Linked DNA regions of Homo sapiens: region 2 is linked to region 1. Evidence: read pairs that join two places in POLR2A ChIA-PET (ENCODE). Cell type or tissue: MCF 10A. All regions are shown on one strand.

The links. ChIA-PET counts read pairs that join two places held together with the same protein. Peaks named below come from ENCODE experiments on the same cell type or tissue, not always from the same donor. Only the 100,000 strongest peaks of a DNase experiment are listed, where the experiment ranks them.
Region 2: POLR2A ChIA-PET joins it to region 1 with 9 read pairs; 10 of 35 experiments call an interaction of 5 or more read pairs at or near these places.

What each region holds. Positions count from the first base shown.
Region 1 is chr16:24,679,116-24,684,115 of GRCh38, reverse strand. It overlaps a transcript of TNRC6A not described here. Among named protein-coding and RNA genes, the nearest start is that of LINC01567, 11 kb to the right of the region's middle. RefSeq lists an enhancer at 1-362. In MCF 10A, no CTCF peak of the experiment used is centred here; a DNase peak (open chromatin) is centred at 2,125.
Region 2 is chr16:24,745,854-24,750,853 of GRCh38, reverse strand. TNRC6A (trinucleotide repeat containing adaptor 6A) reads right to left here. Exons shown (of 25, transcript NM_014494.4): 3 at 41-128. Among named protein-coding and RNA genes, the nearest start is that of TNRC6A, 19 kb to the right of the region's middle. In MCF 10A, no CTCF peak of the experiment used is centred here; a DNase peak (open chromatin) is centred at 2,423.

The DNA.
Region 1 (5,000 bases):
ATAAAGTTTTATTGACATACAGTCACACCCATTCATTAAGGATTGTCATGGGTGCTTTTGCACTACAATGGCAGAGTTGAATAGTGGTGACAAAGATGTTTGATTCACAAAGACTAAACTATTTACTACTACTCTGTTAAGAAGCTCACTGAGGCTTGGACAAGACACTCCTGGCTTTAGGGTGCAGAGTCTAATTAGGGAGAGCTCACACATCAGTACCTTTGAAGGGGAAGAGAGACTGGGAAGCAACAGTTCACTGTGAGTTAGTGTCGATGCCTATAATACCTTTATACCTGCTAGGGCTCACTAGGTGCAGGGCACTCTCCTTATTTTACCTCATTAAGTCCTGAGGCCTGTGGTTGTCCTTACTTTACAGATGAGGAAACTGAGGACAGCGAGAAGAGCTAAGGAAATTGCCCAAGGTTGCACAGCTAGTCGGTGGCAGAAACAGGACTTGAACTCGGGCAGTTTACCTCCAGAATCTGGGCTGTTAGCACGGCACTCTACCACCTCCCATGGGGAAGAGGGTGGCTGATGTTGGTGATGAACACAGCTGTGGCTTGTCTGCTGAGCCTTGCCTGAGCTACCATCTCACATGTCATAAAAACTGCAGGATAGGGGCTGGGCACGGTGGCTCATGCCTGTAATCCAAGCACTTTGGGAGGCCAAGTGGGAGGATCGCTTGAGCACAGGTGTTTAAAACCAGCCTGGGCAACATAGCAAGACTCCGTCTCTACAAAATAATTTAAAAAATTGCTGGGCATGGTGGTGTATGCCTGTAGTCCCACCTACTTGGGAGGCTGAGGTGGGAGGATTGCTTGAGCCCAGGAGGTTGAGGCTGAAGTAAACTATGATTGTGCCACTGCACTCCAGTGAGTGATAGAGTGAGAACTTGTCTCAAAAACAACAATAGTAACAACAACAAAAAAACACCAAAACCCAAAAAACTGCAGGAGAGCCTTTTCCTGCCACTAGAGCTGTTTTGGGGGCTTCCAGTATCTGATAAGAGTTTGTGCTCGTCATGGGGTCTCCTTGCTCTCAGTTCCAAGCTTCATAGCACATATGAGCCCAGGGCATTGGAGCCTCCAAAACTAGCTGGTGACCTTGGACAAGTTAATGAATCTCTCTGAGCCTCAGTTTTCCATTAGAATGTAAACAACTATCTTGAAGGATTATTGTGAGGGTTAAATTCAATGATGCATTTATCGAACACTTGGTGTACGCCTTGTGTCTTGGGAGGCTAAGTGTATACACTGTTCGATGGGCTCCCTTGTCTTCTGGCTTCCCATTGGTTTTGACCAATAGGGAGCCCCAGAAGATGATTGAGGAAGGGAGGAGACGGGGCTTGGGGCATTTATTCTCTGGCTGCTTCTCTGCGGTCATTCTGCGTGCTGGCTGCCTTAAAGTCACATTTCCCACCTCGGTGGCCCTCTCTCTATAGGCTTCTCAGTCTCTAGGGTACAGTGGTCATTCTTCCCCTTGGCCTTTCAGGCATAGGGGTGGTAACAGAAGCCAGCCTAATTAGTCCTGTGGATCCTTGCGGTTTTCTGCCCTCCGTTTGTAGAGTTCCTCTATTCAATCTTCCTTCAGCTGCGTGTGGTAGCTCATGCCTGTCATCCCAGCACTTAGGGAGGCCGAGGCAGGCAGACCGCTTGAGTCCAGGAGTTTGAGACCAGCCTGGACCATATGGCAAAACCCCATCTCTACTGAAAAAAAAAAAAAAAAAGCTGGGCGTGGTGGTGCACGCCTGTAGTCCCAGCTACTTGGGAGGCGAGGTGAGAGTATCGCTTGACCTTGAGAGGTTGAGGCTGCGGTGAGCTGAGATCACACCACTGCACTCCAGCCTGAGCAACAGAGCAAGACCCTGCCTTTAAAAAAAAAAAAATCAAACAAGTCCTCCTTTCATGACCTAATTTGAACATGTCTTCTCTTTCCTTCCCTTGACTGATGCATTCTTTGTTTACATTAATTACTCAAGTAGATCTGGTAGACTGTGTGCATTCTGCCCAGTTTCACAAAATAGCCACTCTCCAATTCCCCCGTACAACATTTACAGACAGTTGACTATCCTATCACAACTTACATCAGAGATGAATGATACTTATACTGGCGAGGCCGTGGGGAACAGAGGTGCTTTCATCGACAGATGGGCGGGAATATAATATAGTACAAGCTAAATACAGAGGAGTTTGGCAACACGTTGCAACATTTTAAAATATGCATCCCTTTTGACTCAGCAGTTTCATCTTTAGGAATTTATCTCAAGGAAATAATTATGGTAGTGTGAAAATAGTAATGTACTGGGGTACAATCAAACCAGTTGTCTATCAGTAGTTGACTAATTAATTAATTCCCATTTGTTGGGTGCCTATTAAGCATCAAGCACTGTTCTAGCCCCTAAGGATAGAGCAGCAAATAAATCTGAAAAAGCCCTGTTTTCATGGAGCTTATATTTTAACAGTTGGACTAATTACAACACATGTATACAATGGAATGACATGCAACTAGGCAGAAAAAATTAGTAGCTCACTATGAATGATTATGAAAATATGTCCACAATATATTACTAATAGAAAAAAAACAGGTTAGGTCAGGTGCGATGGCTCACGCCTGCAATCCTAGCATTCTGGGAGGCTGAGGCAGGCGGATCACTTGAGGTCAGGAGTTTGAGACTAGCCTGGCCAACATGGGAAAACCCTGTCTCTACTAAAAATACAAAAATTAGCTGGGCATGGTGGCGCATGCCTGTAATCCCAGCTACCCGGGAGGCTGAGGCAGGAGAATCACTTGAATCCAGGAGGTGTAGGCTGCAGTGAGCCGAGATCACGCCACTGCTCTCCAGCCTGGGCAACAAAGCAAGACTCGGTCTCAAACAAACAAACAAAAAACACCAAGTTAAAAAATGGTAAATAAAATAGGATCCTTTTTATCTATTAGATTTAGAAAAAAGGTATGGAAGAATATAAAACAAATTGTTAATAATTATTAATTGGAGAGATGGGGCTAACATGGACTTTTACTTTCTGTTTGATATGGTTCTGAGTTATTTTGGTTTTATTATAAAAAGCTTTACTGTCTAAGCACTTTGGGAGGCTGAGGCAGGAAGATTGTTTGAGCCCAGAAGTTTGAGATCAGCCTGGGCAATACAGTGAGACCTAGTCTCTCAAAAAAAAAATTTTTTTTTTTTAATTAGCCGAGTGTGGTTGTGCACGCCTGTAGTCTCAGCTACTCGGGAGGCTGAGGAGGATTGCTTGAGCATGGAAGGCAGAGGTTGGTTGCAGTGAGCTGAAATCGTGCCATTGCAGTCCAGCATGGGTGACAGAGCAAGACCCTGTCAAAAAACAAACAAACAAACAAAAAAACGCTTCCTAATAAATAATAGTTCCTTTTTTTTTTTTTTTTGATGGAGTCTTGCTCTGTTGCCCAGGCTGGAGTGCAGTGGCAGGATACTGGCTCACCACAACCTCTGCCTCCAGGTTCAAGTGATTCTTCCGCCTCAGCCTCCCAAGTATCTGGGACTACAGGTGCGTGCCACCACACCCAGCTAATTTTTGTATTTTTAGTAGAGATGAGGTTTCACTATGTTGGTGAGGCTGGTCTTGAACTCTGACCTCATGATCTGCCTGCCTCGACCTCCCAAACTGTTGGGATTACAGGTGTGAGCCACCGCACCGGGCCTCCTTTTTTTTTTTTAAGAGACAGTGTCTGACTCTGTCACCCAGGCTAGAGTACAGTGGTGTGATCATGGCTCACCATAGCCTGGACCTCTCAGAGTCAAGCAATCCTCCCTCCTCAGCCTCCAGAGTAGCTAGGACTACAGGCACATGCTACCATGCCCAGATACTTTTTTTTTTTCTGCATAAAGACAGGGTCTTGCTATGTTGCCCAGGCTGGTCTTGGATAAGTCATCCTCCCGCCTTCAGCCTCCCAAAGTGCTAGGGTAACAGGAAAGAACCACTGTACCTGGCCAAATATATTCTTCATATAAAATTTTTAAAAACTGTGGACAAAAGCTAATTCCTTCTTAAGCACCCCCAGGAAATCACTAGCTATCAGGTGATATGTTTACCTCCAGATTTATTTAAATGCATTTATATACATTTATGTGTAGCTACAGAAGACATGTAATGTGTTAAGTTGTATTTTATTTTACATGGATGATATCCTGGAGTGAATATTGTTCTGAATCTTGTTTAAAGATCCAGTGGGCCAGGTACAGTGGCTCACACCTGTAATCTCAGCACTTTGGGAGGCTGAAGCGGGAGGATTGCTTGAGTACAGGAGTTTAAGACCAGCCTGGGCAACATAGTGAGACCTTGTCTCTAAAAAAAAATAAAATTGCCAGGTGGGGTGGCTCACGCCTGTAATCCTAGCACTTTGGGAGGCCGAGGCGGGTGGATTGCCTGAGCTCAGGAGTTCGAGACCAGCCTGGGCAACGTGGTAAAACCTTGTCTCTATTAAAATACAAAAAATTAGCCAGATGTGGCAGCGTGTGCCTGTAGTCCCAGCTACTTGGGAGGCTGAGGCTGGAGAATTGCTAGAACTCAGGAGGCAGAGGTTGCAGTGAGCTGAGATCACACCACTGCACTCCAGCCTGGGCGACAGAGCAAGACTCCGTCTTTGAAAAAAAACAAAAAAAACAAAATTAGTCAGGTATGGTGGTATGTGCCTGTAGTCTCAGCTATTTAGTAGGCTCAGGTGGGAAGATCGCTTGAGCCCTGGACGTCGAGGCTGCCTTGAGCCAAGATTGTGCCACTACATTCCAGCCTGGGCAACAGAGAGAGACCCTGTCTCAAGAGAAAAAAAAATTCAATGTCTTGGCCGGGCGCAGTGGCTCAGCCTGTAATCCCAGCACTTTGGGAGGCCAAGGTGGGTGGATCACCTGAGGTTGGGAGTTTGAGACCAGCCTGACTAACATGGAGAAACCCCGTCTCTATTAAAAATACAAAATTAGCTAGGCGTGGTGGCGCTTGCCTGTAATCCCAGCTACTCGGGAGGCT
Region 2 (5,000 bases), 67 kb before region 1:
GTTTAAACTGCTTAATATAAATAGTTTACACACATACTACCTTCTTTTGAGCAGCTTCCTTCTTTTTCTTGTCGTCTTTTTTCTTTTTCTTTTCTTCCATCAACTGTTCTTCTTCTTGCACTAAATCCCTGAACCACACAGTTGCAATTAAGTTTCCCAAAATGTATTAAGAAATAAAAATAATGTTGCATACAGATTCATTTTCACTTTTTCACTCTTATTAGAAGACATGGCAAATTATTATTTTATCATTCATTGAAATAAAACACAACCTGCAACCTAACCCTAACTATATAGCCACTATATGGTACAATTCACTTTAATAAGCCACAAGTAGCACAGCTTTTATCTCAATATCATATCAAGGAAGACAACCTAAAATTAGCAAATTTTACATTGGGAAACAAGCAATTTCCTCCAATCCTAGAATGTAAACTTCATCATTTAAGCTGGAGTTACCTTGCTACTGGCCCCAAGTATCAATTAGTAGCTAATGGCAATGCCTGAGACCTCCCCACAATCCTCTCTCACCTAGGTTTCTGGAAGCTACCTTTAGTTTTCCTTGCTCTAAAAAGCTTTGTAAATATTTTTAGAATATAACTTATTAATAAATAGGTGATTTGTATTTCAGCATTACAACAATTTCATATTCTATCAACATTCCAAGGTATTCTATCAATTCTTGGGAAACAATAACGTACTCTTGTTTGTTCTGAGACAGAGTCTTGCTCTGTCACCCAGGCTGGAATGCAGTGGCATGATCTCTGCTCACTGCAGCCTCCACCTCCCGAGTTCAAGTGATTCTCCTGCCTCAGCCTCCCGAGTAGCCGGGTTTACAAGTACCTGCCACCATGCCTGGCTAATTTTTGTATTTTTAGTACAGACGGGGTTTCACCAAGTTGGCCAGGCTGGTCTCAAACTCCTGACCTCAAGTGATCTGCCCACCTTGACCTCCCAAAGTGTTGGGATTACAGGTGTGAGCCACCACGCCTGGTCTAATAATGTATTCTTCATATTAGTTTGTTTAAATTTTAAAAATCTCAAATGGTTAAAGTTGTCAACAGAACCTCTGGTTCAGGATTTCAAAGTGACAGACTGCGCAAATGTGTTTCAGGAAACAGGTTATTACCTTTCAGGAAAAAGGGTTATTACTTTTTTATTCTATTCAAAGCAAATGAATAAGCAAAAGCAAAAGCCACCCCACCCAAGAATAAACATAAGAGCAGTCTGAAATAGATGTTTTAGGCACCATCCTTTCTGGTGGAGCTCTAGAGAGGGTTCCAGAAGACCAGAGCAAGAGAGCATGAAGCAAAAAGACTGCCTAAGGAATAGAAAAGCCATAGCTACTCAACCCCACCCACTTCCCATCCAGATGCCTACACAGCCACAGATAGTAGCTGCTTCTAAATGCAGCCTCAAGCCAAAGAAATACTCTCTAAAGAAACAAAACCTTCCACAGGAGTCTGATAGGTGCTTGAATGGGTTTGGTTGTCCCAGAACAAAGCCCATCTTACTGGAGGCTGCTGCCACTCCCTCCATCACACTGTAAAGTAAAGCTTGCCAATCAACACCCTTCACACAGATCAGCCTTCCCATTCAGGGAAGGAGTCTACTGGGCAAAAAAAACCTTTGCAAAGGCGGAAGAAACTCACTCCGGCTACCTGTAGTCATCACCCTAAAGTCTAGACCCTAAACCTTCATTCATAATACCAACAACCAAAATAACCAGTTACCCAAAGAAAAGCATCACACAAAATGAAAATACCTAACTCTGCCCTGAGGAAGCTTTCCAGAGGGGACACTAAGAATATCAGGCAGGGGCGTGGTGGCGGGCACCTGTAGTCCCAGCTACTCGGGAGGCTGAGGCAGGAGAATGGCGTGAAACTGGGAGGTGGAGCTTGCAGTGAGCTGAGATGGCACCACTGCATTCCAGCCTGGGCGACAGAGCAAGACTCTGTTTCAAAAAAAAGGAATATCAGGCAGAAAAAGAGAGATTTGGAGATATGAACTAGACATTTTGGAAGCTGCACATTATTTATCAAGGCTGGAATGCATATGGCAGTAGGGATGTTGAAGAAGATAAAAGGAGAAAGACAAGTGCCTAAGAAACTGGAAGGGGTTGTTGCTATAGGTGCGCTGCAATGAGATTAAACAAAATTTAAGTTGGCTTTGCTGATGGAACAGACTGAGAGGAGATGCAGACACCGAAAAATGAAATGAATGACATTATGCACAATTGATAAAAACTTAGTAAAGTATAGGACTACTAAAATCAGCTAAAAGGATAACTGGAAGAAGAGTATGATAACTGTTGCTATACTTCGCTGTCATTTTGTTACAAGCAGAAGTGTCATGTGGCTAATGGAGTAACATAACAGATTCCTGCCAACTGTGGCCATGACTCACTCTCTTTTGAATTCTGTGTGCAGGAGGTAGTAAGACTGAACAAGCTCACTCACACTACAATCCCAGGGAAGTCAAGGAGCAAGAAAGCCACAGCATATGAGAGCAGCAGAGTAAAATCAGTAAACAACGGCAACTAGGTTACACCACTGTCATGTTACCTACCCTGAGACATGCAGAAGTCAAGATTAAAAGCTGATTACTAGTTAAAAATACTTAATCTTCTTCAGCCTCTGTTTCTTCATGAAAAAACTGGGGGCAAATGACCATACATGTCAATGTCTTAATATTTTTATAAGAATTAGGACTGCTTACTTAGCACAAAGCTTATCTAGTAAGCACTCAATTGCCTAGCCATGAATCCAACTCACCAGTCCTCAGTGGCACCCAAAAGGCTGTCTTTACCCTTCTTGTGTCAAAATAGCACAGGTACTTATTCAGAAACATCTAGCACCTTCAGCATTTGTTCTTCATGTTCTGCTGTGAATTACAGACATGTCCTTTTCTGATCTTCTATGTCACTATAATTTTACTCCATGTAATGGTCTCTATCTGGAGTATTTTCTCCTTTCTCAAACTTCATTTTCAAGACTTTCTGATGAGGTTACTAGCAAGTGTTTTCCTGGCCAAAAATATCCCCTTTAGTACTTAAAAGATGTACCAGACATTTCTTCTCAAGGAAATATCACAGTATCAGCCGATACTGTAAGCACAGAGGGGAGTAAGTTTTGTTCTTCAACACTATCATCACAGCCAACCAGTCATGCTTTTTCCCATATCTCCTCCTTCAGAGAAAGCCAACTGGAAAAACAACAACAACACCTGTGCCCAAACACGTCAGCTTCCAGGAGTTAAATGTTCATAGAGACTCACTTAAGACATCTGACTATATCATTTACCACAACTATCAAGAGGAGCAAGGACTGATGGATTTGAAAGGCCTAAGTGGGCCACCCTGTTTGATGCACCTGCCACCAAGACAACACTCCAGTTAGCAATCATCCATGCCCTGAAGGCTACTTTGCAGGATACCTCACATCTGTAAGTTCTATGAATCTACCTCGTTGTCTGTAAAAACCAGACTCCCCTTTTATCAGAACTTGACTTATGTCCTGCATCTCATGTATAAAGGCTTTGAGGTGGCCTGTAAAAGTCAATGCCACTGAGGGAACTTTCTAGGAAAATGGAAATGTTTTCTAACTTGATTGGAGTGATAATTACAAGGGTGTATACATTTGTCAAATCATTCACCTACACACTCAATGTTTGAATTTTACTGTATGTAAATTGTATTTTAAAGTTGGTTTCATACATTGACTAGGGGAAATGCAATATCTCGATCTGAAAAAACAAATAGATCAAGATTAGGATTCCACACAACAAATCAAGCTAAGCTTCAAATTTTGCCCGTATCTTCCAGTAGCCACTACAAATGATTTACTTGTACCGTTCAAGAATGCGTTTCTGGCCGGGTATGGTGGCTCAGGCCTGTAATCCCAGGAGTCTGGGAGGCCAGGAGTTTGAGAACAGAATGGGCAACATAGTGAGAGTCTGTCTCTATTTCAAGGGCCTATCAAGGGAGCAGGGTACACCTTGGAGGTAGAATGCCCCTTCCTACTCTTGCGCCTCCTGACACTTGATGGTCAATTTTTCCTACATTCCCAGCCCTGAATATCATTAAAATTAATCCCTTCTGAAGGGTACTCTTGTACTTGCTATCAGAAGTATGTATGGACTAGCACTAAGCTTCTGGTGAGCAATTTGGAAGTATCTATTCACAATGAATTTTTAAATGTCACTATCTTATGATCCATCAATTCAAATCTAAGCCTCTGAAAAAGGAACCGTACAAAGATAGACACCGCAGCATAAAATCATAACCAAAAACCAATCAATAGGGAAAAGTTAAATCATCCTGTAATCACACCAAGGAATACTACACAGTAATTTTAAAGTGGGGCGGGGAGTAGATTTCCATAGTGTACAGAACCAGCTCCCAATAGAAACCTCAAGCACTAAACTTCTTATTTATTTATTTAGAGACGAAGTCTCACTCAGTTGCCCCGAGCTGGAATGAGGTGGTGCTGGTGTCAAACTCCTGGGCTCAAGCAATCCTCCTACCTCGGCCTACCAAAGTACTGGGATTACAGGGGTGAGCCACTGCACTCAGCTAGGAAACATGATTTTTTTTATAGGAAAAAAATTCCTACAATTTTGTAGAAACAACTGAACACATCTGAAATAAGAAAACAAGCAAACATTTGGTACAGGTTGTAAACAAGATTAGTGAAGTAAGACAGGTATAAGAGCTGTTTCAACTGTGGAAGGCTTTATGGAGCAGTAAGAAGTTGATCTGGCTCTTGCAAAAGAGGCAAGATTTTTTAGGAGCACAGAAAGGTGTGGGCACAAGCGAAGTATGGAGACTTGTCAGCATGACAATTGCAGGGACCAGCACTGACTGGAATTGAAAAAGGGAGGGAAAATGTTGGGTAAGAATAGGCAATAAATTGGCAAAAACAAGGGTGAGAAGACTGTTGCGAAAATCTAAGTGAATGTGTAGTTCCCCAAACTAGCATGGTGGCAGTGAAAAAAGCAAG